Linked DNA regions of Homo sapiens: region 1 is linked to region 2. The links are chromatin loops, found by intact Hi-C in ENCODE. Cell type or tissue: stomach. All regions are shown on one strand. Links, peaks and the distances in the headings refer to the core of each region. The heading gives the core; the rest is flanking DNA. Region 1 overlaps MEIS1 (Meis homeobox 1). Region 2 overlaps MEIS1 (Meis homeobox 1).

Region 1 (15,627 bases), core at 4,642-12,641, 50 kb before region 2:
GGTTGAATGATTATATGCTATGTTTTGGTTATCAAGCAGATACAAATGTGAGCCACCAAGCATTTCAGTACGAGTTTCAGTATGACAAGACTTTAAATACTCAGACATAAAAAGCCTTCTCAGCATCCCCATTCCCCAGCTTCAGGTACACACAGGTAAATGTGTATTGTTTCTCACAGCAGCTCCTGTGCCCCTTCTCTTCTCCTCATTTCTCTGCATATGGATCTCTCTCTGATCCCTTTCCTCAGATGGTATCATTGATTGAGGAGTGTATAAGAAATGATATTTGCTGAAGTCATGCACCTTTAAGGATCCCGAAAAACACTGTTTAGACAGAGGGGAAAAGTCAAGGGGAGCCGGGCTAATTAGATGCACCCCCCCAGACAGTGTGGGATGCTGACATACAGCGATCCCATTCACTGTGCTTCATGGAAGAGCACAGGTGTGCACATGGGCACATACATACGGACATGGGCAAGCCTGCCAGTGTGAGTGTGCGTGTGTATGCCTGAGTACCATGCACACTGGTGCCTTCTCCATGCGGACCTGGAGACTGTCCTCACCTGGAGATAATAAATTGTTCACTTTTGGAGACAAGCCAGCTCTTTCAGGCCACTAGAGATTACTTACTAAAGAGACCCTGGTGATTTGAGAGAGTAAATGTACCTCCCCAAAGAGAAAGCCGCCTATTGACAGGTGCAGACTGACTTCGAATTTTGTACACTGATTATTTCATCAGTTTCTACGTAGCTGCTAACTGACACCTTCACAGTAAAGATCATCAGACTCTCAATTATCCACCTTTTTGAATGGGACCAGTAGTGTAGAAGTTTTGAAGAAAAAAAAACTCTATTTTTGGTTCGAAAAAAATGATTCTGGCATCATACTGATGTGGTGAATGACTGACTGGGAAGATGTGTCAAGATGCTTTGTATACTGTAAAGTGATTTATAAATATTAGGCATCGAATTAAACTTGATGAGGTGGGGAGGAACAAACCACCTGTAAAAATCATGTTATTCCAAGGTGAAAATAAGATCAGTTTGCATTCCCTGAGCACACAGCAGCTGGGAGATAGCACAAAGCATACCAAGCTGTGCACGAAGCCAGCTCAGGTTAACCATTCTTTCCAGAAGGTCTATACACTGAATATACCTGTATGTAGATACCCCAAGGTTGGCTTAGGTCAACTTATGTTGTTACATTAAGAACTATAGAAGCTGCCATTTATTGAGTGCTTGCTGCATGCTTGACAATTTACATATGTTATGTCTGCAAGGGAGTACTTTTTATCCTCATTTACAGATGAGGACATTAAGGTTTCAAGAGGTTATGACTTACTTAAGACCATGTAAGTGGCCCAATCAAGTTTCCAACAGGACTAGCTTTAAATTTTCTTTCTTTTGACTGTTATGCTACAACTGAGTATTAATCTATTTTTATAGTGGTGTGTGTTTGTGTAAGTGCAAGTATGTGAGGTATATTTAAATTGTACTACTCTTTTTTAGATATTTTGTGATGTCTCTCATATGGGAGAACACAATGCCAGGTGACAATTTAACAAAGATTCCATATGTATTACTTAAGTTATTCATTCAAAAATATATTTGTATCTAATATAATATCAACATTTTCCTAGGATGGAGGATATAAGCATAAATAAGATGTAGGCCAGGATTTCAAAACATTCATAGTGTAGAATTGTAGACAGGCACAGCAGGTCATCACAAAGCAAAGAGTGAAAGGCTAGAAGTGTGCATGAGATGGTCTGAGCTCTCAGAGCAGCAGAGCCTCACTCATCCAGGGGTTGATGTGTATCAGGGAAGGTTTTCTAGGTAAGGTGGTATCTGGGCTGTGCCTTAAATAGCAAGAAGGAGATAATCAGGGGCTGGGGTCAGGCAGGGCAGAGCAAGGCACTGCAGGCAGAGGAGAAGGATGAGCATGGGCCTGGAGCAATAAGCAGCAGAGTATTTGTGAGAAATCATGTGCAATGGGATGTTGCAGGAGCAAAAGAAACAAGGAGAGGAATGGTCCCTTGGGGAGATTATGAAGGGCTTTGTATACCAGGGTAAGGACCTCAGATTGTATTCTGTAGGCAGTGAGGAGCAGTCCATTCATTCAACAAATGTTTCCTGTGTGCCAGCCAACTGTTGGGCACTGTGATTGATAGTCAGGATGCAATGGTGAGCAAAACTGACACCATGTCTGACCTCACAGAGCGTATGATCTGGTGGAATGGAACTCTTTTAAAGGTTGGGAGTGATGAGGGCCTTAACAAGAACAGCAGTCATGAATATGGAATGGGGGAGATTTATTTCAGAACTATTTGGGGGTCAAAAATAGACAAGATTTGGTGACTGATTGAATGGGGAGGTGGAGAGAGAGAGATAGAGAGAGAGCGTATGAATGGCTCTCAGGTTTATACCACAGGTGGAGGATGTGATACCTACTAGGACACGGAATAAAAAGGAATGAGTAGGAAGTTTGGTGGAGACAAAGAGTTTAGCTTTGGACTTGCTGAGTTGAAACAAGTCCACTTTCGGACTTCTTGAGGTGGATGTCTTTGCATGGAGATGGTTTCGCAGGTAGTTGGACATACAAGTCTAAAGACCAAAGAAGAAATTCAGACACACACGTCTGGTAGCATATAGGAAATCAAACCACTGTGGAGGAGGGAATTATCCAAGGAATACCTGGAAAGTGATAAGAGGTCCTGACCTCTGTCCAAATTTAAGGCATAGATTGAAAAAGAGTGAATGGTAGAAGAAAAAAAAGTCACCAGTGGTAACTTTATTCAGGAAGCCAAGATAGTTTTTGAAGTTGCAGTTTGTTTGTTGGGATGTTGGTGGCATAGTGACTAATGAACAATTCAGATTCATTCCCTAAGCACTTGGTGCCTGCTGAACATGAGCCATGCATTGTGCTGAGCTAGGAAAGGAGAAGACAGAGAAGATTAAGATACCATTCTCACTCATGGAGGAGTCAGGGGAGCTCATTCTTTCTATTTTACTACCAGATGCCAGTAAGATTGCCTTAGAGATTGAAAATACCATACATGGAATCAGAAAAAACCCCAAACAACTTATTTTGAAGTGTTCTTAAGAAACGATAGAAGAAAATGGGAGTGTTCTAGCTGTCAAAGAGAGAAGATATGAGGAGAATCATAGCTTGCTTCAAATATTTTAAATGGCTGTCTCTTGGGGCCCTAGAACTAGAAAAAACATGAGCAAAAATTAAGTTAGTTTATATATTATATATCGATCAAGAAGAACTTACTGATGGAGTGCAGTTTCTAGCTGCCTGCCTCCATTTATGACAATAGAAATAGTGTCTGGAGGACACTGGCTGTCAATAACAAGTTAGAGTGTACATTCAGTGATCTTTCAGGTCTTTCCAGCAAAAGATTTTTTTTTCCCAACAACTTCTTTGTTGTTGTTGTTGTTGTTGTTGTTGTTCTTGTTGTTTTGTCTAGCCCTGTGAACATCTCCTAGAGCAGTGGTTCTCAAATTTTGAGAGCACTGTATACCTGTTTGAGAATCTGATAAAAAGTTTTGAACCCTATCCTTTGGGAAAAATATGCAAGTATCCACATAAACCCAAATATTATTCCAACAAGACCACCCTAAAATCTTCCATAGGTGATTCTGGACCTCAGGTTAAGACCTCTTGTCTTACTGGATTTCCAATAAATGAGAACGCAGCCATTGCTTACTCTGAAATTATATACATTGAAGAAAAAAGCCTCTTTGGGACTTAATTTAAAACCATGACTAAGGTTTTTTATTTATCTAATGCCATGCATTCTTGATTTTATTCTGTCAGCCTTACATTACAAGTGGCCCCAAGCAACTCACAACTTCACAGATATGTATGCATAATCAGATGCACATATTTTATTTTAAAAATAATAATGATGTTGTTTGGTGTAACCGCATATAGTCACAGAGATAGGTTATTGTAACTGAACTTCTCTGTCCATGGATTTGGGGGGAGTTCGTTCTGATTAGGGCTGTCTTACATATTTATACTAGAAGAGTTCATGAGCTATTTCTGATACTTAGACTTTAATCATGCTTAATGAACTGAACTAAGCATAATTCTTGTTCTGTTTTTGTAACTTTGTGGATTTCTTCTAATGCTCAGTTTCATGTGACTACTCATTCTTAAATGCTAATACACAAAAATGCTAATTCAAGAAAGGAGCACAAAAGTTAGATTTCACTTCAGAGAAGTGCATTCAGTATTCATAGGCCTTCTGGAGGAGCAAGGCTGTGAGAAGAATGATATTAGGTGAAAAATATTGGCTCCTACCTTTGGTGAACACACAAATTTAAACATATAGGTTGCACAAAATTTGGATAAACTGAGGTGGAATCCAACATTTCTTGCATGAATTCCTGTATAATGTGGCGATAGCTGTGAGAAAAGAGGAGCCCAGCATCTAAGGCCCAACACAATGAAAATGCAATGAATCGGAATGCCTCACAGATCATAGCGGAATCAGAATTTCCAGCAAGGAAAATCTTTTCATGGTGAATTAAGTGGTGGATGAAGAAAAATGGTGATGAAAAAAGGTAGGCACAGATCACAAACACTGGGCTCAGGGCTCACTGCTGAAGATTTAAGAACCTTAGCTAAAGCTATGCAGAATAGAATGTGGAAAATTGAATTTACTAAACAATTAAGCATTGAATTAATCTACATCCTGCACAGTAGAAAAGTGGGGGAGGGAGCAGAGCAGAGCTGAATAAATCAGTGGAGCTCATTAAAAGATAGTGAATATATCAGGTCTGTTGTAGCATAAAGGAGGACAGCTTCCTGTATAACAAGGAATAATTCTTTGGTTCTAAGTCACCTTTTTGGAGTCCTAGTCTTAATCAGATTAACAAACATGCTTCTGATGAGGTTGGTCTGTGGCTCTGTATTTTAGCTTGTTATCGCTAGCTTTTCTATTAATTACCAGTCAGATCACCAGTCAACAATAGTAGTGAGGGACAACATAAATAAAATGAGAGTGCCCAGGAGATGTCACTCGCAGGATCTCATGCATCCTGAAACTCCCACGGGTTCCTGCAGCCTCCCACATGTCTTGCTGGTCTTTTGTTCAATTACAGTTAATGCAATAGTTTGCCATTTTCTCTTTCTAATTATATTTTCAAGTGGGATTTGTAGCACATAGAAAAACATCCTTTTACATGTCGAGGCACCGGGGTTTTGTGCCTGGCATTGTCTGTCCCCTGGGTGCTGTACCATTCTTTCTGCAGAGCTCTGAATAAACAAGTCCCCCTTTTAGAGCTGCAGTTGTACAAACTGAAAATTTATGCATTAACTGTTTGCATTCTGAGCGTGTGTTCCAGATTACGTCTTACAGCATTCTTCTGGTATGCTGCAGAATGCGTGTGTGCAAAAAGCACTTCTTTCACAGTTCACATATCTTTCAATCTCAGAATCAGCAGATCAATTAGCACTGTTTTTGAGAATATGCATAATGGGTCATATTATACATGAGTCAAACATACAAATGGCATATCTTTCTATGACTTTATTTTCATTTTTCAGGCTGCATTAATCTTCTGGCCAAGATTATAGAATAAGTGACAGTGATGCATCTTGTTCAGAAACAGTGACTCTTTCCCTTTGATTCCTATACAGCATGCCTCTTAGATGGGATCTTTACTTTTCTCTCCCTGGGTGTCTGAGACATTTTGATCTCCTCAGCCCTTCTTATCTTCTCCAGGGTAGGAACATAGTTTTCTAGAAATAAGCAAAGAGCTCTTTGATTTCGCTAGGCATACTTAATGATATTGGAAGGGTCAGCAAACTCTACTACTATATAGTCATGAAGCCTGACCTTATATGATTGAAATGATGTATACATATTTTACATACGAGATGATCCTGTTTTCCCACTAATAATCTTGAAGATAAATATCACTTCCTAGTGAAGGACCAGCTTTGTATTTTGCATCATTCCTACTGTGCAGGATGACCAGTGACTCATGAGGCTGTTTTTGAAAGCTAGCACTAAAAGCTAATTAAAATCTTTTCTGGTGATAAAGAGAGATTTGGGAGAGGTGTCGCCATGATTGTTTTCCTCAAGAATTTATTTTACAGCCAATTTTTCCTATCTGAATGTTACTTTCAAATGCACCCAGTGATAAGAAGCAACATCTGTTTTCCGTTCAATAGTACAAGAAGGCTCTGCATGGGGCTGAGTGTACACAGTCCATGTGAATCTATTGTTATTCTCATTCCTTTTTTGTGCCTATGCCTGGTCCATTTGCCATGTACCATCCGGCAAACAGCTGACACATACTAGCTATTATGGACCCAGGCCTAATTGTGAGGTCTTAAAAGCTCTGCCATGTTTGTCTTCTAGGATGAATCAGAGGCCCCTATAAACCACAGTGTTATAGACCACCACTCTCATTTTGCATTTCCAGAGTAGCAGACTGTTGTGCCAGAGGGTTTGTTGATGTTGAAAATATAGTCAGAATCAGTGGCGGCATTTTGTTTTCCTCTTTGCCTGGAATGTTTTTGTTTTCCTTAGTAATAAAGCATGCAATTACTTACAGAATAACTATTTGTAGATATTATTTTAGCTTGGAAGCAGAAACTGGCAAATTATAAATGTGCCAATGCAGCTCTGAGCTGGAACCATGGTTGAAGGGGGATGGGAAAGGTGGCATGGTTATGTGCTCCAGCCCTCCATGGCTTTGTCATTATGCCATGGGATCCTACCAATAAGGGTTCACAGATGCCTCTTATTTGGGTTTCTGATTTGTGCCCCCACAGCCCTCTTGGAACAGAGATCATGATGACACGGCATCTACTCGTTCAGGAGGAACCCCAGGCCCTTCCAGCGGTGGCCACACGTCACACAGTGGGGACAACAGCAGTGAGCAAGGTAGGAGAGATGTTATTCTCTTTTGCTACTTGTTTCATTTTTAAGGATTGAAAAATCAGAAATGTCTAGTGAGTTACTAAGTATACAGTTTTTCCTAGAAGATAAACCCCCTTTAACTTGAGAATCAGCTCATCTTATTTTATTCTCTGACCCTGCTCTTCTGTGCTATTCCAGCTGCTTAACTGTCTGTCACCTGGCCAGCTTCATAAAACAGGGTAGTGAATTGACTCAGGGCAAGATTAGAGAAGTAGCTTAGAAGTTTGAATGTGAATAAATAGTATGCCATTCATACCCTGCTATACAAATAAAAAGTATTATTACTACTTGCCCTCAGAGGCTTTTCAAGAGCTCATGAAGAAACATCCACTAGGATTCCAAGTTAATGATGTCTTAGGATGCTTATAAGGCTGTGAGCCCTTTAGTAGCACATGCTCGGCTTCCCTCTCCACTGGGTTGAAGTCATTTTTTTCTGGTTTTACTTATCTGAATCTCCTAAGTGCTTGACTTCATTGCAAAGCCAGACTAAATAAAATTTAGGAAGACATGGAAAGATAACAGGTTAATTTGTGTTGTCCTGTGAATGCACATACCTATGTGTATGTGAGTGTCCATGGATTATGCATGTTTGACTATAACTAGTAGGAAATAAAGTTTAAACATCAAGCTAGTCTTCAGCAAAAGGGCGAATTGAGTATTCAAATGTCTGTACTGCTTTTCATGAGAGCCCGCTGTGTGGATTTTGTGTTCCATTAATGCAATTAAAGTTTAAAAGAGAATTCTTTATCTGAATATAAAAAGGCTGTTTTATTGAAGTTGACTCTGAGCCCACAGTAGGTACATACTTTAAAATCTGGTTTTATGATCATGTTTCACTGGAGTGCTGTTAGACAACAAAGGAATTTTGTTGTCTAACTTAGTTGGGCTCTACCAATTAAAATTGCAAAGTCTACAATGAATTTAGTGTGATTAATTTGAAAACAAAAACAGGAAAGTTAATTTTTTTGAGGCACATATATGCTGTTTGTACTGGGAATAACTTCAACAAATATAATTTTAAACATTTGAGACATTTTATTGTTCAAAGAAAAGTTGCTGACTTCATCACAACTATAAGCCTAGTAAAAACGGAGCCCAGAATAGTAAACTGGTTCAGAGCTGAGAGGTAACCTCTGACCTCTGACTTTTACTGGAAAATGATATGCAGCATAAATCCAAGGGGCCTTTTTTCTTTCAAGTGTGTGTATGTATGTGTTATGGCGTTGCTGTTCAGAGTGCTATAGTTAAGGTGGTGTCAGCACTTTCAATATAAAGCCCTACTTTCATAACTCTACTTACACTATGAGTTTTCAAAAAGGTGTAAATGGAATATAAATTCTTTTTCCTGTAGCCCAAAATTGCTACATGGGGTCGCAGCCTAGTGTTTGGCTTGTTTCTTTTTCTTTTTCATTTCTTGCTTTTCAAAACTTATATCATCTGAGAATAGGTAGATAGTTCAGCTGCTGCATTGAAGGCTTGCAAACTGCTGAAATGCACTTGAATTTAAAATTGTAATGCATCTGTTTTCTCAAACATAGTATGATAAGAGGATTTTCAGATAGCAAATGCCCAATACCAGTTCTTCCCCTCTGACATGCTGTAACAAGGAATTAGGAGTGTTGTATGCTGCTTCTTCCTTCAACAAGTGTTCTCCAAAGGCCTATTTAATAATTTGATTGTAACTAGGAACTACATATTATTCACATTACTTTCTACTTATAATGTTTCTTCCTATATTTTTTCTTTTTATGTTTTATATTTGAGTCCAATACCTAGTTGTTTTTAGGGCAGTTTCACATAAATTATCTTATTTGAATGATCTCAGCTGAATCATTTAAAAACAATCCTGGGTAGCAGAGTAAGTGGGTCTATCCCCACTTGACAGAGGAGAAGAATAAGGTACAAAGAAGCTGAGTGATTTGTTGAGGTCCCAGTGGAGTGTCAGACCTAAACTTCCAGTTTCCCAATTACTTAAATAAGGTTCTTCTCATCAGACCCTCTTTCCTCATCTCTCTACTAAAAAACTACAGTGAATAACTTCCACTGTCATCAAATAGAAACTTTCTGTGCTGGTTTCCCCTACCCCACCTTTCTGTGCTTGATAACAGAAGCTGTTGGGAGCCCCACCTTCAGTCTTATTTGTCCTTCCTTGTGGGTTTTCTTTGGCAGTTGAATTTATTCCTGCTAAATGCAGAATGATGCCTGAAAGTGTTGCTGCAACAACTTATGCACACTTCCATGCCAACCGTCACCCTTCTAAACCTTTTTTTCATCCCTGAGAACTGCAGAGCTTGGTCTTTGTGCAGCCTTCGGATTAACTGTGCACAGTGGCTTTTCCATGTTTTCCCTGTTTGCCTTTTCTGGCAGGCATGGATGTGTAAGCTGTGCCAGCATTTGGCCTGTAGTACATGTCCTAAATAGTTATTTACACAGTTTGAGTCCATTTTAGTCAACTGGGTAAATAACAGCCCTCTTCAAAAGATTTATAAATCCATAAATATGTCTTTATACATACCCAATAGACAGAAATAACTCAATCTGTCAAGAACATATCCAAAGAGGTGTTTCCCCCACAGACAGGAGTAATACATATTTTAAAACTTTCTCTGACATATTATTTTTACTGCATTTCTTTTTTCCTCATTCCTTTTCCATTTTTACCACTTCATTATGGCACCTGTGGTTAAAAAAAAAAAAAAGAAAAGAAAGAAAGAAAGGAAAGAAAAGAAAACAAAAAAGAAATCCCCTAGGCTTTAGCCCTCTGTTAAATAACCTTATCTGCTACACAGTGGAGGCATGTAACAGGCTATATATATATACATCTCAACTGAGTCCTATTCTTTTGAACTTCCAAAGTAGATAAAATGAAATAAGTTATGCAGGAGATTTTAAATGTTCTAAGATTTCAAAATACAGTAAGAGTTTCTGGTTAGAGCTTCAGCAATTTGGGGAATTTTGAATGACTGATAATTTGCTGAATTAGTAGCTGTTGTGATCAGTGAAAGAGTTTTAGTACACATTTTTACCTAAACATTAAAAAAAGAAATACAAAATCCATGGCTGGGAGCAGTGGCTCACGCCTGTAATCCCAGCAGTTTAGGAGGCCGAGGTAGGGGGGGGTCACAAGGTCAGGAGTTCAAGACCAGCCTGGCCCACATGGTGAAATCCCATCTCTACTAAAAATACAAAAGTTAGCCAGACGTGGTGGTGGGCGCCTATAATCCCAGCTACTCGGGAGGCTGAGCCAGGAGAATCGCTTGAACCCAGGAGGCGGAGGTTGCAGTGAGCCGAGATCATGCCACAGCACTCCAGCCTGGGTGACAGAGCAAGACTCCCATCTAGGAAAAGAAAAAAAAAAATCCAATCGTGGGCATTCTAAAGAGAATGTACATAAGATGTGTAATTACAAAAATATCAAGGTACTATTATTCAGGGATTTAATGTTTATTCGCGATTTACACAATATATCTTTCCCTCAATTCAAATTATTTATCATGATGACCCTTTTTATGATATCTACTTCCATTCAATATTAATACTTGTGGCCCCTTGCAGGAGATTGATTCTTTAATAGTAAAGTCCTTTTCAATTGGCATTTAAGAGGGAGGGCCTCACATCTGTGTTTGGTTGGGGATTCTGTTGCTGTTGCTACAACATTGATTTTTGTTTACTCCATAACTTCCTCAAAGTACTTCCAAAGATACCAGATTGAATCCTTATTTTATCCCTGGCAATTACTTGCTTTATTTTCCCATTTCACAGGAGATAGAAGTAATAGCTCAGAAATATTGAAGAGTAACTCTCAAAGTCAGCTTCAGGATCTTGGTCTCTTGGCTTTGTAGCTGCTTTAGGATGGGGTGTCTGTTTCCAGGGCTGCCAAGTAGTGTCTCATAGGTACGGGAGGTACATGATGGCAGAGACGTGTGGCTTTCGTGTGTCTTTTGCATCCTACTGTGCATGGCTGCCCGCCTAACCATAATCAGAGCCTACTCTAGGAACTGTGTGTTTTGGAGTGGGAGAACTTCAAGCAAATTGGGTGCCTCTTCCCCTAGATTTTTACTGTTTCCCCAAAGGCCTGCCACAGCCACTCTATGCCTCTTAAGCAGCTTCAGCTACGATTGACCACATTTTTGAGTCTGGACAGGTCTCTGTTTTTGCTTTAAAGTTAAGAGAGCTAAATAAATGATGGTAAAAAGATAATAAAATAGAACATGAAGGGCTGTCAGTCAGTGTAGGTATTTCCATCCCCTCACTTTTCAAGTGAGGTCACGGAGGCTCAGAGCGATAAGGAGACTTGTCCAAGGCCACACACCGGCTGGTGCTCAAGCCGGGACTTGAACCCACGCAGTCTGACTCTAGAGCCCAAGCTCCTAACTATGACATCCTATTTGATACACTGTTTTACTGGAGAAACAGATCATTTGACAGACATTCTTTCTGTTAGCAATTTGACAACTCTTTCCCCAGTTGTCTGTACTGAACCTGGCGCTGTGCTCCGTAATGGTGACCTAGCTGTGAATAAGATAGAATCACCTTAAACTCAGAGGGGTAATGTTCTGTTGGGGAGGGAGAACCTAGTTTTGCATGCTAAGTAGAATGATGAATGAAGTATTTACAAAGGGAGCATGATGACTGATATGATTCATTGGTATTATGTATTAAGAGCCTATATCATTTCACTCATTCAAAGACTTAGTGAATTAAGAATAGAAGCATGGGAACAAGTAAAGATATTGCTCTTGCAGAACATTTTCCACTGAAAGCTCATCATATTTTCCTCTTTTGTGAGGATAAAGAAAAAGTATTATTTCTACATGGAAATTTGATGTAATACATTTCAACCCTAAAGGCTTTTAATGATTGCTGGAATCTCTAAAACCCACTTATGAACTTCTCCTTTAGGAGGCAGGACTCAGAATAACAATAGTACCACTTAAAAAAAAAAAAGCAAAACCAGCATGCCAGGATGTTTCTTTAAAGAAGATTAATGCTAAGCACTGCATTTCTCTATCATAATGTATCAATAGTTGCAGTGCCTCCCACTGCCCCATCCCCCTCCACACCAGCTTTTGTGTGAGTCCAGGCAACCTATAGGCAGAAGGCAATTCCATTTATTATTGAGGGGACTCTCCAGGCAGTTGTTCCAGACCTGTGAAGCCAGCAGGCAGAGCGGCCTGAGAGGGGGTGGGGAGCACCGGGCGAGGGAGGTGGGGAAGGGCCACATTATGTTCCAGATGACTGAGTAACGATTTATATATCACTCGCCTTTTTTACATGAAGAAGAAAAGTAATAACAGCCCAAACCCAGGCATTTGAAACAGTCAGCTGTCCGATGAATAATGGGATAGGTGGGAAGGAGCGCTCTGATTGGATGTCTTAATGAGCACATTTCGCACAGAGTTTGGGCTGCAGTTCCCCTTGACCTTTGCCCTTTATTGACCAAACTGACACTTCATTTTTCACATACTTCCAATTATGGCTCGGCTTAAGTGTTGCCCTCCCTCCTTTATTTCTTTCCTATGGACAACTTGAGAGTGGTTGAGGCCACAGAAGATATTTTAATTTGAAAAACTACCGTAGCGACTCAGGTTCAGGATGTAATCTGAAACTGCTGTCACTGCAGCTTTTCAGCTGAAAACACAAAGTTAATACTGCTTGTTTCTAGACAATTTTCTTTAAAAAAAAAACACGAAAAAATCTAACATATTTTACAAACGAAATGATAACCTAAGAACCTTGAAAATGAAGGAAAATGGTTACAAACGGTAATTTTTATTTTTTGTTGTTTCATTTGTCTGTTGGTCACAGTGACTTGAATGATCTCTATTTGTTCACACTTGCTTCTTAAGCCTGTACCTCTCCAGGGACTTCTGGTATTTCAATGGCACTGTAATGATTTTGACTAATACACTTTTGGGAGGAGAGAAAAGTAAAATATAATTGTGACCACAGGCCTTAGAGCATCGCAGCCCTGTGTGTTCCTTTGGTTATATTTAATGTTGACCTGCAAATTAAAGTGTGGCCTTTGCATGCAGTGGCAGGCAGAATAGGAAAATGATTTCCTGGTGGGAAAAGTCAGGTGTAAAAAAGAAAGAGGAAGTTATTATGCTCCACAAATGGCCGTTATCAAAAAGTCTATATTATTAACTTATCAAACATGTTGAATGAGATGTAGAGACAGAGAACTGTTTTCCCAAGAACACCCTGTAATATACTCACCTTTCCTTTTATTGACTCATCAAATGTGAGTAACAGTGTTCTGGTTTCCACCTGCTTGACTTCTAGCATCATGAAATCAGGTCATCTTAAAGAAAAATAACTTCATCATCTAAAAGTAGTAACTATATTTAGGGGCACGAACTTGGCCATAAGCATTTTCATAGAAAGTGCCTCTTCTCATTATTAGGCAACATCACCAGTAAACTTGAGGTCATTGTTTTTCATCTTAAACAACCGAAAAGTGCATTTGAAATTATTTACAGCCGAGTAGAGATATTCTTCGAACACAGAAGTATTTATCTGAAAAGTGGATGAAGTGTTATCTACTTTATTATGTAGCCCTCTAGCATATCTGTGGCATATTTTTACTGTAATATGGTAATAAAAGAATATGTAAAAGACAGACAAATGTTCTGTCTTTTTCTGTAAGGTGACCTCTGTTACCAAGTAACTGCTTTACTTATGAGCTTATTAAAAACTCAAAAAATGAGCTTTTCATAGTTCACAGGCATTGATGTGAAAATGAGCTGTCCTGTGAGTAGTTTTCTTGATCACTTTTAGAACAATTGATTAGCCAAAGAGCTCCTGTCATTAGTTGACATTGACTGATAGCAATTTGTCACAAGCTCTGAAGGTCAGCTAGACAGTTGGAGTTTCAGCTTGTCTTTGATTGACCTTTACTGATTCCATCCTCATGTGATTGGGTTTGAATAGTTCTGACCCTCAATTGGAAAAGACAGGGCATTAGTCAACAGAGTCATTTCTTATATTTTCTGTTGATTGCTCATTTTTATTTATGTGTGAATTCATGGTCTGGATTTCTTATCAAATTTTGAACTCTCATTTTTGAAATTTAAAAGGTGCGATATTTATTGTGTGACCTGTAAGTCACAATTCTGCTTTCCCTTTGGTTTGCACACTTGATTTGTGATGTCAATGACGTCTGTCTACTGGCCACTGTTACCTGTGCAGGTACTGGAGTTTTGTTGCAAGTGATGGATTAAAATTTTGTTGTTGCTGTCATTTTTTAAGAAATACCAACTCCGGTGTGACTTGTAGCACATCTAAAATTATACACCAATTCTTTTATTTTCCTAGAATTGACTACTTTTGTCTCCCAAGACTCATGCAATATTTTAAAATAAGAAATAAGTAGTAAGGAAGTATATGAATAATGATGTTGTGTCAGTTCATCATTTAGCTCTGCAGCCAGAGGCATGAAAACTTTTTAAAAAGTATCTTCTTTTCAGTTTCACTCAGTTGGCTGTAAATTAGAGAAAGCTCCCCTAGCTAGAAGGGCATTCGCTTTTCAGTGATAGTGGAATATATTTTCTGTTTTCATGGACCTGGAAGTTAATTGTTCATAATATTCAGTTCTTTCTTTTCAAAACTGTAAATATTTTCCAAAAATACATCACATATAGAGAAATATGTTCCACATCATATTAATACCATGCATTGTATTGTTTTATGTAAACGATGAAAATGGAGATATTAGCTTTAAAAACCCAGGTCTTAATCTGTAATTATTTAATTCAGTTTTTATGTAAGGCCTTTTCATTCTCTTATCCTTTCTCACCTTCCCTTCTTCTCTTGAGTCTGCATTGGGTTTTAAACTATAAGCAATAACTTGTTTTTCAGGCCAGATCTCCCAGGCATTCCAGGGCCACCACACACAGCCTGGCACAGCTCAAACATGTGTTTCAGTTTCTACCCAAGGAAATAAATAAGGAGAGAATTCATTGTTTCAGGTGGTAGATTCTTCACATGGTGTCATTCTTGGCAAGGCAGAAGTGAGGAAGTTAATTTTAGGGAAGCATCCATTTAATGTAGCCCAAGGAGATAAAAAGAGTTTAGAATTATAATCTCTCCTGCAGATGAGCCAAAATATTATCATGAGTTGTGTTTAAGCGGGGGATGGGAATGTAAATTTATACATTCTAGTCAAGTCATCAAAAATAGATTAAGCACTTACTGTGTGCCAGGTACTCTGTGTGAGCTATAAAAATGAGTAGGTCATAGTATTTGCCCTTAGGAAGTTCCTGTGTGCTACCAAGAACATCAAGCATATCAAAGTAAAATATTTGCTAAATATTGGATATTCTTAGGGAGCCGTGAGTGTATTTATTTCACAACATGCCAATGACCCAGACATGGTGAACTCCGTGGTCAGGCCTGCTGGATGAAACACAGCGTGGTGGGTATTAGGTTCAAATTGCAGAGGGACAGCACTACCTTGGTAGGTGTAGACGTTCAGCATCTATGGGGCCCTGTTAGGTGGACTTGGCTCCAGAGCCCACTCTTGGAAACTTGGTCCAGTCCTTCCACACTGCCATGAGCCAGCCAGTGCCTCTGCTGTCTGAACCATTGGGGTCATCATTGTGTTCACCGCCATTAGTCACCTGGCTGCTGACTCAGATTGATCTTCTTCAAGGGAATCTTGACATTTTGAGGAGGAGAGGACC
Region 2 (15,627 bases), core at 2,919-10,918:
CAGAAACCATTAGCGGTTGGCTAAAGTCGCCCTATGGCATTTCCTCATAGCATCAGCAAAACGAGCATAAATCACCCACTGGAGCCTACTGCTATCCTAATGAGGCTGTAAGCTTGTTTATGGACTAGCATCATTTTTATGATTATTTCCACCTTTTCAGTTTGCCTTCATTTGGCGGCAGGAGAAGTCAGCTCCAGGAATGAAGTCACTGCTGACATTTTACAAATGTGGTTCAGAGCTGCTGCCTGCTGCCGTGTGGTCGGCCGGCGGTTCTCCAAGTTTGTTTAGTGATCTCAAAAGTAAAAAAGGAAAGAAATTCTCGAGAGACCACATTGAGGTGACTATATCAAATTGCGGAGTGAATGGAAATGCTAAAGGTACAATTGACCATTTAGACTTTCCTCTGAGGTTGAGACATTTCCAGATCAATTTTCAATTTTAGAAAGTGGAAGAGGTTAAACAATTTATTAAAATCTATGAAAGTGTTTGCTTTTAGAATAGTCTGTTTTATTATGCTCTTCTCCTTCCCCATCTTCTCCATTTCCCTAACTTGTGTCGGAAAGGAGCAGGGTTTATTGTTTTAGGCTTTTCTGAACATGCACCAGTATTTACACTGGATTGAAAGCATTTGCTTCCAATGAAAATCTTGTCTTAGATTACAACCCAGCAGTGTAATTTCCCTCCCAGATGGGAGTAAAGTAGCTGTATTTGCCTAAAAACAGTAGGAAGAACAAACTGTGCATTAAGCCAAGGCTGTTTTTGGCTTGAGCTAATGATGTAATAGAAACCTTTTATTCAGGAGAGGTCACTGCCAGGGACTGAAGGGGGTGATCTGGCTCCTGCTTGAAAGGTTTCTCCATTGTATCTACATAAGTCTTCACTTAAAAAATTCTGTTCCTAATGCTTCTGCTTTCATACAGCAGAAATAAACAGGAAAGGTTCTGGTGAGTGTTACACATGGAATGCAGAAAGCCTTCCTCTCCTAATGGAGTATATAATTCAGGTGCCCTCAAGGCACGCTTTCAGGAATTCTTTTGCCTGAGGTAATGGGAAGCTAAGGTTGCTTTAAGGCCTTGATTATCTATTGATGCACAAAGCTGGAAAAAAGTCATCTCTGCTGGATTATAGTAGATATTTCCATAAATTATCAATGAATTCTCTTCTAGGCAGGCACTATGCATTGCTTGCTAAATTAATCTGAAGGGGTTTGAGGTGGATAAAAAGGCTATTTTTTTTAAAGGTGGAAAATAATCATGGGGAGGTGGTGAAAACAGTATTGTAAGGTTATAAGCTTTTCATTTTTAATCAATGATCAGGTCGTATGTGTCTTTTCCTTGGTTACCTTTTGCATATTGAAAGTGGATTAGCCCATTGAAAATTTAAATGCTGTTGAGTTGTTTTCTTTTCTCATGTTTCTTTAATGAATTGTTATTTTATATGGTAAACTGCTTCTCTGAATAAAAAGGCTGTTTAAATACTGGACTTTCAAAGAATTTATTAGGCAAATCCAAGGGGACTTCTCATAAAATACTTGGTTATGCAAATAAAGAGTTTGGTTGGGTGGAAGGAGTGCTGATTTACAGATGTAGGGGTCTGGAACAGCACAGACCCCAGTAGTTCCATGCCAGGGTACATGACCTTGGCCCAGTCAGAGAACATAGCATTTTCTTCACTGATACAACAATGGCTTTGGAGTGGTGGGTTTTCATGATCTTTTCCAAGTGAACACAAGATATGTTTCTGTTAAACTTTTAATGAAACAGATAGATTTTAAATATAATAAAATTACAGATTTTTAATGAATAAAAGTTTAGAATCAGAAAAGTTTTGCAAAAGTTTTGCATTTATAGCATATTCTGTAATAATAGTAGAAATGTTGGAATTAGTTTGTTCCTCACCCAACAAACTTTCTAAACTTCATCTCAGTACAAGTTAAGGCAATTGAAAAAAAAAAATTGAGGAATGCTTTTCTTTTCTTTTTTTCACAGGAGAGAGATGGGTCTGCTGAGGGAGCTGTTAAAAACAGTTGATTAGTTGCAACATACCTACTATAGATTAGACAGAAATAACTGAAATTGAACTAGAGAATTATTTTTTTATGTAGGACCTAATAACAGAAATGAGAAATACAGAAATTCATGAAGCCATGGAAATGAACCTGAGGCTATGTGCAGGAAACTTGTCTTACCAAAGTTTCAGGTTCTTTGGGTCGTGTAGTTGGCTCTCCAGTGGCTTATTTAACCCAGTGAATGTGCTCTTGGGTGTATTTTTTTTTTACCTCATTTCTAAGCCTGGCTGCTATAGCTCTTCCGTTTGGGCCCAGATCAACCTGTCGGTTTCTAAGAGAACGGTTGACCGAGCTAAGCTACTTTTTAGTGTAATGGGTCTTGTCCTTTGTTGTTTTCCTTTTTGACTTTGATGCCAAGGCAAAAAATACCTACTTTCCATTTGTACCTTGTAACTTATTTTGAACAGTTATATGGGTTAAATTTTTATTTTTTCTTATTAAACATGGCATTTTAAAAAAGAAATACTAACTTTTTAAATTTCATTATGTCACAGAGCCAAAATATTTTCTAGAATAAAGAGTGTAAATGTTATAATAAAAATCAATAGAAAAATAGGATCCAATATAGAGGAATATGTTAGCAGGTGATTTTTCAGTGTGAAAAATGCTAGGTTTACCTAGCATGAATTTTAGAAACTGCCTGAATTATTAGTGTAATACAATTCTAATTTACTATTAATTTAGCATTACCTTATTTGATTTACACAGTAATTGTTTTTTAATTAAGAAACTATGTCAGGGGTTTTTCCTTTACTAAACTTGATGCTTTCTCTCTATTACAAGAAAAATTATATTTTATTTGAAGCATTCCTATGTCAAACTGCTTATATGATGGATTACCTACATTTCCCCATCCTAGTTTAACTAGTCTTAAGATAGATCACTTGTGGAAATAGTTGATATCTTAAATGAATCTTCTCACAAGTCAATGTCAATGACTGTGGGATTTGAATGCCCAGGCAGCCATAGCGCCACAGCTAATGACTGCCACCATGTTTAACTCCCCGGTAGGAGTTACACTTAACCTGTCTCAGCTATACATATTGGAATAATTACCATAGCAACAAAGCCACAAGGGGATTGGATATTTCCCTCCATTCCCTTTGACTTTTGGCAATGTTCTTTGGAAGAAGTTCTTTAGACCTGACTGCTCTTGAGCCTAGGCCTTGTTCTTTCTCTGTCTTGGAAAACAAAACACAACAAAAAAACAGTACCAAAGAAACTATTAATCATTTAAATTTGCTCTTTTGGTTTTGTTTATATCCAAAGGCATTCTATTTGAATAAAGCATGTCAAGGTAGCATCAGTCAAAATTTGATTCGCTATGTTTGCAGGTGATGGCTTGGACAACAGTGTAGCTTCCCCCAGCACAGGTGACGATGATGACCCTGATAAGGACAAAAAGCGTCACAAAAAGCGTGGCATCTTTCCCAAAGTAGCCACAAATATCATGAGGGCGTGGCTGTTCCAGCATCTAACAGTAAGTGGATTCTAAATGACATATATAAACTAAATATGGACAATGAACCAGTTTTTATACAAAAAAATGAGAAAAAAGTGATCCCTCTGGACTTGAAATATTTAATAAATAACTGTGTTCCCACAGTTTTTGCAAAAGTATTAGCACTTATTTCTTAGATAGATACCCCAAATGAGAAATTTTATTTAAAATTCACGATTGCGATTTTGTTAACTTTCATAAGTTAAAAGATTTAGGTGTTCATGTGCACTTGTGATTTTAAGTATGTGTTTTAATGATGTTGCTTTTCTAAGTGTGACCCTTAAGTGCTCAGAACCATCTCCTACTAAGAAGAAAGTTAGACAAACCCTAGAGAGAGACTTAATATCTTCTGATGCTTTAGTGGATCTTTACAACAAATGGTCCACAAAAATTTAAATCATGTTGCAATGGCAAGATGATCACATAATTTGCTTTTAAGTGGTTTGAATGCACTGGCTTCCATTACAAAACATTCATGTAAGTCAGAGCTCCACAGTGAAAGTTGTCCCTGTATTTAGAACTGTAAAGGAAAACAGCAATATAGAGTCAGCTCTTCCTGTGTAGTCCCTTGTGACTTTTCAAGCAGAGTAACAGTTTATATTGTCTGTGCCAGTATTGCTGTTTTCACTGCAGGAATTCTCCTGGAGATGTGAGAAACTGGAGATTTGGGGCTTTATGCCACTGGGGGATTTGTTTTGTTTGGTTATTGTTCTGAATGAATTTCATGTTCAAAATATTTATAATAATAATATTTTGGTGGATATTTTTGTAAGTGCATACCAATTTAAAGAAGAAGATACAATGAAGATTTGTGGATAAAATAATATTTTAAAAATCAACAAAATTGTTGACCAGAGGAATTTCAATATTAGAGACAAAGGATGAATTTAGACAGGTTGTAGCAAAGTTACATAGATGGATAAATGTTAAAAACTCTTGAGGGTTGTTTTTTAATATCAGGAGAAAATATTTTGTGTTACTATTTTTGTCTTAGCTTGCTTTTCCTAAAGTCAATTTTTCCTTAAATATTAAAGTTAATCTTGCATTGTCATAAACACTTGCAGAGCCTGTTTACCTTCATACCTGGGCCCACATTCAAAGCCATGTTCCTCAGTGAGTTTTACGGGTACAGAGATACAAACTCAGGGGATGTCTGCAGGTCATGTTAGTTCTGCTCCTCTGGATAGAGGCTGTGCCTCTAATAATACTCAAGGGTATAAATTAATCCAGATTTTCCAGCATCAGTGAATAAGATAAAAGCTGAGAGCAGCAGGAATAGCTAAAAAAAAAAAAAAGTTTCCTCCCTTCTCTTCTTCCCATAATAATTCCAAACAGTATCTAGACTACACTACAGTTTTTGAGTAAACTTCAGGGCTTGGCTATGCTGGAAATTAGTTGGAGATTTAGATTATTTGAGCTGTTTTGATTTTAACATCATATTAGGTTTACCTAGAATCTGATTCAGGCACCACTACTTATCTGACACCTGTTGCATGTGTGTAGATATTTCAATATCTGACTCCTGCAAATTCCCCACTGAGGATTATCAATCACTAATGAACTAGGGGAAAGAGGACTCAGGTCTTGAGGGCATATCATGAAAAACGAATGATATGACATTTAGATAAGAAGTGGCAATTGGTCAAAGGTGTGGTACAATGATGCTGATGCAATGATGCTAATATTTTATCTCCAGAAATAACCAGCTAACTCGCTGTGTGGAATGAGTTGGTGTGGTGGATAAAATCAGGTTGGCCCTGAAGTCACAATCAAATAATTTCTATTTCCTATAGACTAACAGAAACAATGAATAGATTTCTTCAGCCCCCATCTCAATCTGCAAAGGAGTTTTGGCTTTACTTGAAGCTGAGGTGCCCCTGAATAAAATATAATCAAATATTGGTTCAGACAGAATCAGGAGAGAGAGAAGCAAGCTATTTTATGCAGCCACTAGTTTTCCTGTTTTTCTAGGTTGTACCCTTGTGAAGACCCTTGCATAGAGCTACATTATCTTCTTGAAACAAACAAACAAACAAAAAACCCAAATAAACTTTCTAACAGCCCGCATGATTTTACATGCATTGCATTGCTTATATGGACTATGTGTTTGTTACTGGGGCAATTGTAATCGAAATTATTCATGAACTGCCTGATTTCTTGAGACCTAAATAATAGTCTTCAGTTTTGAGGTCTTTGCTGGCCTGTGCCACTGCCCTGGAAGGGGAAGCCCATTCATCCATGTTTCCCCAGCTTTCTGTGAATGTTTATAGGTGTTACCTTGTGGTTTCCATTGGATATTTCTACCTCCATTACCCACTCCAATGCCATCTGCTCATACAGAAATATTGATTAATGATAATGGTCTGTAGATAGCTAATTGTTCTTATAACATCATCTGAAGAGCAAAGTTAAGAGATATGTTTAAATTTTTCATCTTTTCCTTCCCCCAATGAAAAAGATTCCTTCCCACTTCTCTAATTGCAAGAGCAAATAGACCTCCAGCTATAAGGAACACCCGTTACCCTTGTTTTGTAATCCTTCTTGAAGGAATGCATGGACTGCTTAGGTAATATTTATAGTAAGGAGCTAATTTTAATAAATTCTATTTTAAAAACCTATAGAATCTAAAGAGAGTTTTGTTGTTGTTTGTCTAAATGTAAGTAACCACTGACATCTCAGTACTAATTCTTTAGTGACTTTATTTCAAGTTCTGGGAGGTCTTCAGGGATGCACAATTCATTAGGAAGACTGTACAAATTTTAAATGGTCACGTCATTGCTATGTGATTAATGCAACTTATCTAGGAAATCCTTTCTGAATTCTTGCTAGATGTAAAAAAGCCATTGAAATTCTGGCTAATTAAAACAATAGCAATACCAATTTATTAGTAAACTGTAAACTAGTCTTTTTTTAAATGTCAAAAGACATATTCGAAAACCTCTCACACCTTTTAAAAGCAAATTGCTATTTCTTTTTAAAATAAATGGATCAATCCTTTCACTGGGTTTATTCAGTGAAAAAATCTGCCCTTGAAAAGGCTTTAAAGCATTTCTGTGTTAGAAGAGTAGAATAGGCCCTGAATTAAAAACCAAAACAAAACAAAAACCAACTTTCTGAATTTGTACCCCAGCTACATGAGAAGAAAAATGTGGCAGTCTGTAGTTATCCACAGGTAGACTTAATCAGTAGCACATTTTACTACTCCAAAGAGAGAACTAAAGCCTCACTCTTGGGCTCACAGTCTCTAGCAAGCTAAACTGGACATACTTGTATATAATGAAAATAATAAAAGAAAAAGGAAACGAGTTTTAAACTTTGGTGATTATGGGGTAAGAAGAAATTTCAGTGAGGTAAATTCCCAGCTTATACTTAGTTGAGCATTTGGCAGAGTCGATAAGTAGAGAGGGTCTCTTAAAAGAAACTATTCCCTGGAATTGAAAGGAATGACTGACATGATTTAAATAATAAGAGAGAATTAGAAAGAAAATAAAGGCATTTATTAATAGGAATTCTTACATTTGCCTGAAGATGAATTATTGCAAACAATTAAAACGTGCTTAATATTTGCATATGAGTCACTGTGTATTCACAATCAGTTCAGGGGCATATGTCATATCAAGGTTTCTTTTTCCTTCTTGAAGGCATTATTCCAACTGTAAACATAGCCTGTGACATCATAGTGCTTAAGCTGGATGTGTTTTGCATGTTATCAGTTCTTTTGCTGCATAGTATTACAAAGATATGTGTCCAAAGGCTTAGTGAAAATGAAGAAAAAGAATGCATGCCACGTTTAAGGTAAAAATCAAGGGTCTCTTTTCTTTTTTGTTTTCCTATCCTATCATATTGCAGTCTAAAGTATAATCTAAATAGAAAAGCGCTTAATGTGGTTCTTATTTAAAATATGCAGTGACTATATTTTCCTGCATGGAGCTCCCGTGCTTCCAGGAATACTGAAAGTTAGGGATAAGGGAGGGAGGTAGAAAGCATACCTACAGATTCAGGTGAAGCAAGCATTCACGGGTCAATATCCAGCATTGACCAGTCGGAATGGTGATTCTGATGGTGAACTGATTTTCATTCACACTCTCTCCTACTCCCCATCCATTCACCATCCTGAGGATCCCATTTGGTTAAGCCTTACTACAGGGACAAACTTTGCTTCTAAGTTAGACACACTTATGTGCCAAGTGTTTTTGTTTCATTTTCTTTCTTCTTTCTTTCTTTCTTTTTTGTGTATGTGTGCACTTCTAGCCTGGAAAATTTGTGTGTGTGTGTGTGTGTGTGTGTGTGCGGCCAAATTTATGTCTTGATTTCTGATTTATAAGACTTCCCTCTCATTGTGGATAAAGCCAATGCGAGAGGTTGTAGAATCTTCCAGGTTGAGAATAGCGTTTCCATAGTAACACTATTAGATGAAAAGTGCCCTGCGGGTCCGCCACTCTAAGGACGGAGTAAATGGAATTGAATTGGGAATTGAATGCTCTAGAAGAGACAGATGTTGTTTCATTGGTTTCGTTTTTAGTAACAAGATCTGTTGGAGTCATCTTAGTGTCGTATCCCTCCTTGCCATTTTGGAAGAATTATTCTGTAAACATTATGAATTATTACAATGAAAAAGTACATCTAATTGGTATCTGGATAATCCATTCTGTTGATCAAAGTTAGGAAAAGATAGAAGGACTTACAGGTAGGCACATGGGCAGGTAGTAGATGAAATTTTCTCCTCTCCTCCCATTTCTATTTCTTTTTATTGCCCACCTCTGTACTCTGCCAGTTTGAACAGTGAATATTCCTTTTAAGCCTTACCAGCCAGCATCCTTCAACAACCTATCCTGAAAGATCTAGGGGGAGTCCTGAGAAGGTGGTGGGGAAGGACAACTATATTCTCACATTCTTGCCCAAACTGTTCATCAGGGTATTTGAGAAAGGCAGTTTCTTCTTCAAACTAGTCCTAATCTACCTTAATTGTCATGTGCCTGAGACAAGGGAAGTGGCTTGTGGAGATAGCAGGTAACTTTGATTCCTTCTTCACTACCTGTTATCTGCAGACAGATCATTAAATTAAGAGCCTTGAAAACTAGTATGAAGGTGCGAGAAGATTTTTTTTTCCTTGCAGATGTCCATGTACCCTATCAAAAATTAGCTCTTTTACATACATAAGAAGAATATTTTCATAGTTTTTACTTTTTCCCTTACATGTAACTGCCATTCACCTTCACCTCTGACCAAAGCTAGGCTTTGCTGAAACTAACCCAGGCTTGGATGACAAAATCCTTTATCTGAGTTTTAAAAGATCTCTGCTACTTTGTAGATAGCGTATTTCAACTTTGACTAGATAAGGACCCTGACTATTTTTCACTCAAGTGGGAATCATCAGTCTGGGGAGGGAAATGGAGTCGATTATTTAATTACTTGAGGGGAATATTGGAATGCTCTAATTTTTCTGTGATATACATCATATAAACTCTGTTTTAATAATGAAGCGGGTGGTTTCCAGATTCTGGGGCAACTGCCTTTTTCTTTTTCTTAGCTGGTTATTGAAATCCTAATGGGATGGGTGATGAATTTTCTTAGGTCAGGTAAACTGAAAAGGCTACAGCTGGAATTCTTCACCCAGAAGAATCGGAGTTAATACTAATGATCATTGTGAATTAGAAGATCAAAGGAGAAGCATCAGCCTGTTCTCCACATTGTTGCCCCAGAGGCCATTAGTGACCTGGCAAAGCTTTCTCCCAGCCTTCTCTGTACCTCCTTCCCCTTGCCTGGGCCTTTCTTCCCCACTTGTAGTTATGCACCTCTGACCTGGGGTAATTACAGTCAGTTGATGCGGAGGCATGGGGGAAAACAATCGAAAGCAAAATCAAAAGTCCAACTTTAAAATTGCTTATTTATCCAGGTATATAGCCCTTCTGAGCACACGACCTCTGTCTGAGACTCTATGTTACTGTCAGAGTATGAGTGCAATTTTTGTGTGCAGTGAAATAAGTGGTTTATTCATTTCACCAATGGTTGTTTCACTATAAGAGACTTTTGTAGAGTCTGGCTGGCAATTTGTCAGATCATTCTAAAAATTTTCTTTTTTTCCCAAGGTTAAGATACAGATACACGATAGTTTGGTTTTCTGATATATTCTTAATTGGGCTGATTAAATAAAGGATTATGTGTAAAACAAAAGTGCCCATGGACTTTTTACAATTTGTTAGGTTGTTACTGATACACCTAACTGAACACTAGCCAGCCATTTGTACTTCAAAGTGTGTATCAATATCATGTCTTCTTTTTATTTTAATTAGTGATGATATATTTTTAAAGATAAAATATCAAACTTGGTCACTGAGCATGCACCTCAATTTATCTTTCCGATTAAAATTGGAGTACCACAAGTATACATGTGAGTGTGTGTATATTTTTTTAACGAACTCAATCCAACCCCTAGGAATTTTATGCTAGTTTGGTTCTTTCTTTCTTCATGTTTAAGATTCCTAATGAAGATACCTTGTCTTAAAATATGAAGGTTTGACCACAGGAAAATCAGATAGATTTATTTTATAAAAGATTCCAGTGTTTTGGATTGTTTTGTTTTTGTTGGTTGGTGGTTTTGCCAGTAGTAGTAAATCTACATGTCGTGGAATTTAGGATCCTAGGACTGAACTGGTAACATCCACATCATATCTGTCTCTCATGCTAAAGTGTGAGTATAACTATCTGCTCATGTATGTCCCTACCCCTGCCATCTATGAATTTTAGTAGGGAAAACTGATCCATTTTACATCTTTTAATCCCCTAAGTAGCCTTGTCCAAGGTTCTAATTTTTCTTCTTGTACTGATGTAGGTCCATGACAGAGGGCAACCAAGTAGTGGAGTACTTGCACATTGCAACCAAGACCACGTTGCAATGGTCTGTTGCTCAGCTCACAAAACACTCTGGGCCATGACCCAAGCTTACCTTTGATAGATTGAAAGCCATGTGGTAGCAAAAAAAATATTTGATTGACGCTCCAAGGCAGTAATGATAGGGATTGTGTAGATCCACATCAAAATGATTGCTCCTGATGTGTGAGCACTTTCACTTCAGTATTGCTCACCCTTCCTTGTGCAGAGTCCGGAGTGTGGGCAACTTGGCTAGCCTCTGTGGACTTGATAGTCACTTCAGTGTGTCAAGAGCCAGAGAGTGCGCTCAAGAACTCAGATAAGGCATCTCTTTCTTGGTGGGCCAGTGGAGAGCCTCCAGGAGTAAGCAGTAGATGAAAGGGTTATGCTACGCAACCTTCTAACATTTTAAAGGCTTTTTAGTCCTTGTTTTTCATTGCCATTGCAAAACGCCTTCACTCAGCAAATTATAGGCCAGTGAGCACGGGTCCCAAGATGAAATGTATTCCTCTATCTAAAGAAAAGGTAGACCTTAAATAACTTGATGTTATGAAGGCCAACATCCTAAATTAGTTGGTATTTAAATGAGACAGAAATGACTTGGTTTTATGTTTTTAGAAATATTCTGAAATAGGTCTTGGTAACTGCTTGAATTTGAATGTCCTGTTGGCATGATCTCTTAAAAAATGGGGTGGTATATATTAATTTAACCTTGTAGTTGTCTTTGCATTTCATTTCTTAATAATCTATGGTCAGTTTTTATCTGTTTCCACAATTACCTTTGTTGCTAGCATCCCTGCAGTACCCAAGTGCTGTCATTTGCCACGTGGCATAGATTACCCTGAGAATTTGGTATCCTGGGAAGTTTTTGGGATGTCCAGAGACCAGCAGGTATAGTTTTTTTTTCCAACATGAACACTCATCCTATGAAAGATCAAGGTCATTTCTGTTGCAGTTTATAGAAGTTTAGAAAAAATTCTTATCTATTATTTAAAGAAAAGCCAGTTGGCCGGGCGCGGTGGCTCATGTCTGTAATCCCAGCACTTTGGGAGGCCGAGGTGGGCGGATCCTGAGGTCAGGAGATCGAGACCATCCTGGCTAACCCAGTGAAACCCCGTCTCTACTAAAAATAAAAAAAAAAAAAAATTAGCCGGGCTTGGTGGTAGGCACCTATAGTCCCAGCTACTCAGGAGGCTGAGGCAGGAGAATGGCTTGAACCCGGGAGGTGGAGCTTGCAGTGAGCCAAGATTGGGCTACTGCACTCCAGCCTGGGTGACAGAGAAAGACTCCGTCTCAAAAAAAAAAAGAAAAGCCAGTTTCCCAACTTCAAGGGGGAAGAACTTCACAAAATGAATTCGTTGAAAAAATAAAATAAAATATTCTCCTGCCTGCATAATGTGACTTTTATTATATTTTTAAAAATTCAGCTATTAATTGCTTGGCTATTTTGACATTGGATTATTCTATCCTTTCAACAGCTGAAGGAAAAAAATTTATTGTAATGCTAAATAAAAATGTAATATGTATGTATGTAGTGCTTTATTGTTTAATATTTTCCTATACACTGGATGCATAAGACAATCCTGTAAGGTGGGCAGCATGACAAAAATGAAATTTAGAGAAGTTAATGATTTTTCTCAAGATCAAAAGCGAGGAACTGGCTGAGCTTGAACCAGGATCTCCTGACTTGAATTTCCATCTGCTTTCCACCACGCTGCCTCTCAAACACACAGCAAATCAAATCGCGTTGTGGGAGTTCAAAGATATAATTATAATCTCATTCCACAAGCTAGCTAATTAGTATTTTTAAAAAATAAAAATATAAGCCAGAGGGCTTGGCATAAAACTTCATAATGCAATCTGATGGTTATTAGTAACTAAGGGTCAAGAATGGTCCTTCCCTATCTGGAATCTTTTTCTGCAGATATCTGCCCATAAAAAAGGCAAAGAAAGCTACATCTGTTGATATTTTGTGACAATCTTGATAATTTTTGCGTTTTTGGAATTTCAGATTTTCAACATTATTTAACTGCTCCTCCTTCCTTACAGAAATATGTAATTCTCTACCCATGTCTGTTACCAACAATGTCTGTGATAGTGCTTTGGGGGGTGAAGAATCTTTCCTCATGCAGATCCTAACTAAACCTTCTAACACAGAATTTAGCTCCTTGAAGATTTTTTTTTTTTGCCTGTCACGTGGCCTGGACGCCAAAGAGCTAAGTCTTTAATTTTCTTTATGGAGATAGAGGAAACTGCTTATGCAGCCCCGATTACTCTTGAAACTACAATCCAACTGTCGTTTCTCAGCAAAGAAGGCTGCTAAACCCAGGAGAATTAAGCTGCCACTCTGGGGTATGACACCGAGGTCTGATCATTTTAAAGCTAGTAATAACCAGAATCCTAAAATTCTTATGAATAAAATGTAATTTTAGTAATGTTTCCATAAACAGTGGTAATGGTGGCATTTTAGTAGGCAGTGACATTAGTCACATAGAAATTGTACCACATTGGCTTTTAAATTACTCCACCTGTCTGTATGAATAGAATTTTCAGTGTAAAAGCAGAGAGACAGCTGCTGCTAATGTCTCCTTCTCCCTGTGCGTATAATGCTGGCAAATCTACATGCAGAAAGGACTGGCTTGTGATGTAAAATGGTACCTGACCCCGCTGGCTCCTGAGCTACAAAGCAATACCTTTAATTACCAGTGGCTGTGTTTAGTTGTTGATATAAAAATGTCAGCTTCCAGGAGTGTCACCTCAGGTTCACTCCCTCTAGTAATGTCACCCATCGTACAATATTTTTCTTCCACCCACATCCGTAATGCGATGGGTGGGCATTTATCTTTGTGTGTTTCAGAAACATGCAAGGCATTAATAGTTTAAAGGAAAACGCCTAATACTGTACGAACTTGATTAATGATCTTTCCGTTGGAGAAATTTTAAAGATTAGTGGAATTTGGTTCCTTCTTTCTAGCCAGAACAGAAATATGGCATGCCATTTGTACCATCAAAGGGCTTAGCATCATTTATCTAATACAAATACAGGTTCTTATGTGAGGATCATGGCAGGCATGTCATAGAGCAGAAAGGGTAAAGAATGGAGGGGCTTGAGAATATCAAATCTGTTACTACGTGCCCATGTTTCCTATTGATAGATGAGGAAGTTTACTTTTTAGATAAGCCCCTTTGCTCTTAGCCATTTGGTTATGGTTCTATTGTGGCAGCTCCATTGAGACAACAGTGGGCCAGGCGAGGGGATCCTCCTGTTGGAGATGCCTGTTGCCAACAATGTATTTGATGAAATGGTAAATAGGAGATATACGTGTCTGGCTCATTGGCAGGCATTCTTTTTGACTTCTTTCACACAACTGGTGTTTTCGTGTTTAATTGAACAAGGAATGAGTAGTAAATGAAAGCTGCTGCCTGAAATCCCACTGTGAGCATGTTTTGCACTTGGCTCCCCAGTGAAAAGGCAATTTGTGAAATTATGTGATGGAGTAATTAGATGAAGCCAGGGCTTCTGACTGTTGCCATGCATATGTGGCGAGGGTTTGTTGGGAAGAGGGAGGGGGAGAAAAAAATAGATTATTACTCTGGCAAGTCGGCTCAAAGCTTCTTCATTTATTTGTAAACAGAATATTTAGTGACCGCATAGGAAGTAGCTGTAATCACCAGCTCATAAAGAAACCACAGCAGAGCTTTTGGATTTTTGCAGAGTGCTCATGTAAAATTTAAGCTGGGAGGCAGAATCCCTGTTAATGTAATTAGGATCTAATTTACCACCCTTTGCACACAGATGTAATAATGTCTAGATATTTATTCTATCTTTAAGCATGTTACATATACCTCAGTGCAGCAGTTACTGAACAGAAACAGGTGTGAGCAGTTTCCTAATTCGTTTTTACACTGTAAACACATAGCAATTTAAGGGAAATATTTACCAAAAACGAGGGGAAAGAATGTCTGCAAATGAGGCAGTAATGGACAGTTGCCGTTTATGTACTGATGGATTTCTCAATGGTTAAGTAAATTAAAGCAAATGCTAGAAAAATCAATAGGCCAGCATAGTCTTGGTTTTGCCTCATAGACTTCAGGACAGAATGACAGATGTGGTGTCTATGACCCATTTAAGTATTAATGCTTGAAAAACTGCTTCTGCATGCAAGGTTGTAGGCTTAGAAACATTCTCCTATATTAAATTACAGACAATAATATTTTTAAGTATATGTGGAATTTATATGTTTCAGTTAGGTTGTTCTTATGTGTTACATTTATACTGGAAGATTAGTTGCTTAGTTGTTGCAATAGCACCATAAATCAGTTTTGAATGTTCCCACAAGGAAACATCTTCATAACGCTGTAGTTGGAAGGTGAAGATGATGTATTTTGAGCTGACGTGTATGTTGAAGTGAATATGCTCAACAGCACTCTATGTGGAAACCAAATTAAATTTAATTAAGGAGTAGATGCTCAGAGCCTTTGGAAAAAATCTGTAAAGTAGCATTCAAATGTGGCATTATAATTCAGTTAATCTCCAGGGCTACAAATGCTGTATTTTACATTTGAACTAACATGGGTAACATGTCACGTAGGTTGACTGTCATAGCGTGTGGAATTGTGGAGCTATTCTGATGTCCTAAGTGGTAGGTGTTAGCCTCTGAAAATGAGAAGGCAGACCTTATTTGGTAGCCCCTCAGAATGTTAAGTTTTCCACTCGTTGTTCCTATTTCTAAAAATTCATTACCAATTTCATGATAAATAATTTAAATACAGTCAAAATGTTGATTTGTTGACTACCAGAGATAGGAAGGCAAGGAGAGAAGCAAGGCCAAATGTACTTGCATGTCAGAGACCAAAATTTGCTCTTATGATCGAAATAAAATGAGGTTAAAGTTATTATCCTGGTCATTGGAGGAGAAGGTGCCTTTTGTTGGAGAGAAAAAGAGTTTTGCTGGCTTGAAGTGTCCTGTTTACCTTCTTGTGCTGTCTGAACTTAGACAATAATTGCTCAACTACCTTCCTTGCTCATGACAAAGCAGGCATGGTCCAGCCTGACTCTGGGTTTTGAAAATCAGTATGTAAAGGTAATATTGTGGCTAGGAGCAGTGGCTGTTGCCTGTAGTCCCAGCACTTTGGGAGGCTGAGGAAGGAAGACTGCTTAAGCCCCGGAGTTCAAGACCAGCCTGGA

The links. A loop is a pair of places that touch in the nucleus more often than their neighbours do. Peaks named below come from ENCODE experiments on the same cell type or tissue, not always from the same donor. Only the 100,000 strongest peaks of a DNase experiment are listed, where the experiment ranks them.
Region 1: a loop joins it to region 2, with 1.8 times the contacts of the local background. A loop is called at or near these places in 2 of 110 quality-filtered maps.

Annotation. Positions count from the first base shown.
Region 1 is chr2:66,457,314-66,472,940 of GRCh38, forward strand. It overlaps MEIS1 (Meis homeobox 1), which reads left to right. Exons shown (of 13, transcript NM_002398.3): 7 at 6,796-6,907. Among named protein-coding and RNA genes, the nearest start is that of MEIS1-AS2, 25 kb to the left of the region's middle. RefSeq lists an enhancer at 3,694-6,647. In stomach, for the core only: no CTCF peak of the experiment used is centred there; no DNase peak of the experiment used is centred there; H3K27ac peaks cover 2,637 bases.
Region 2 is chr2:66,508,747-66,524,373 of GRCh38, forward strand. MEIS1 (Meis homeobox 1) reads left to right here. Exons shown (of 13, transcript NM_002398.3): 8 at 3,403-3,548. Among named protein-coding and RNA genes, the nearest start is that of LINC01798, 57 kb to the right of the region's middle. RefSeq lists enhancers at 1-1,709, 1-372, 12,377-15,163. In stomach, for the core only: no CTCF peak of the experiment used is centred there; a DNase peak (open chromatin) is centred at 7,225.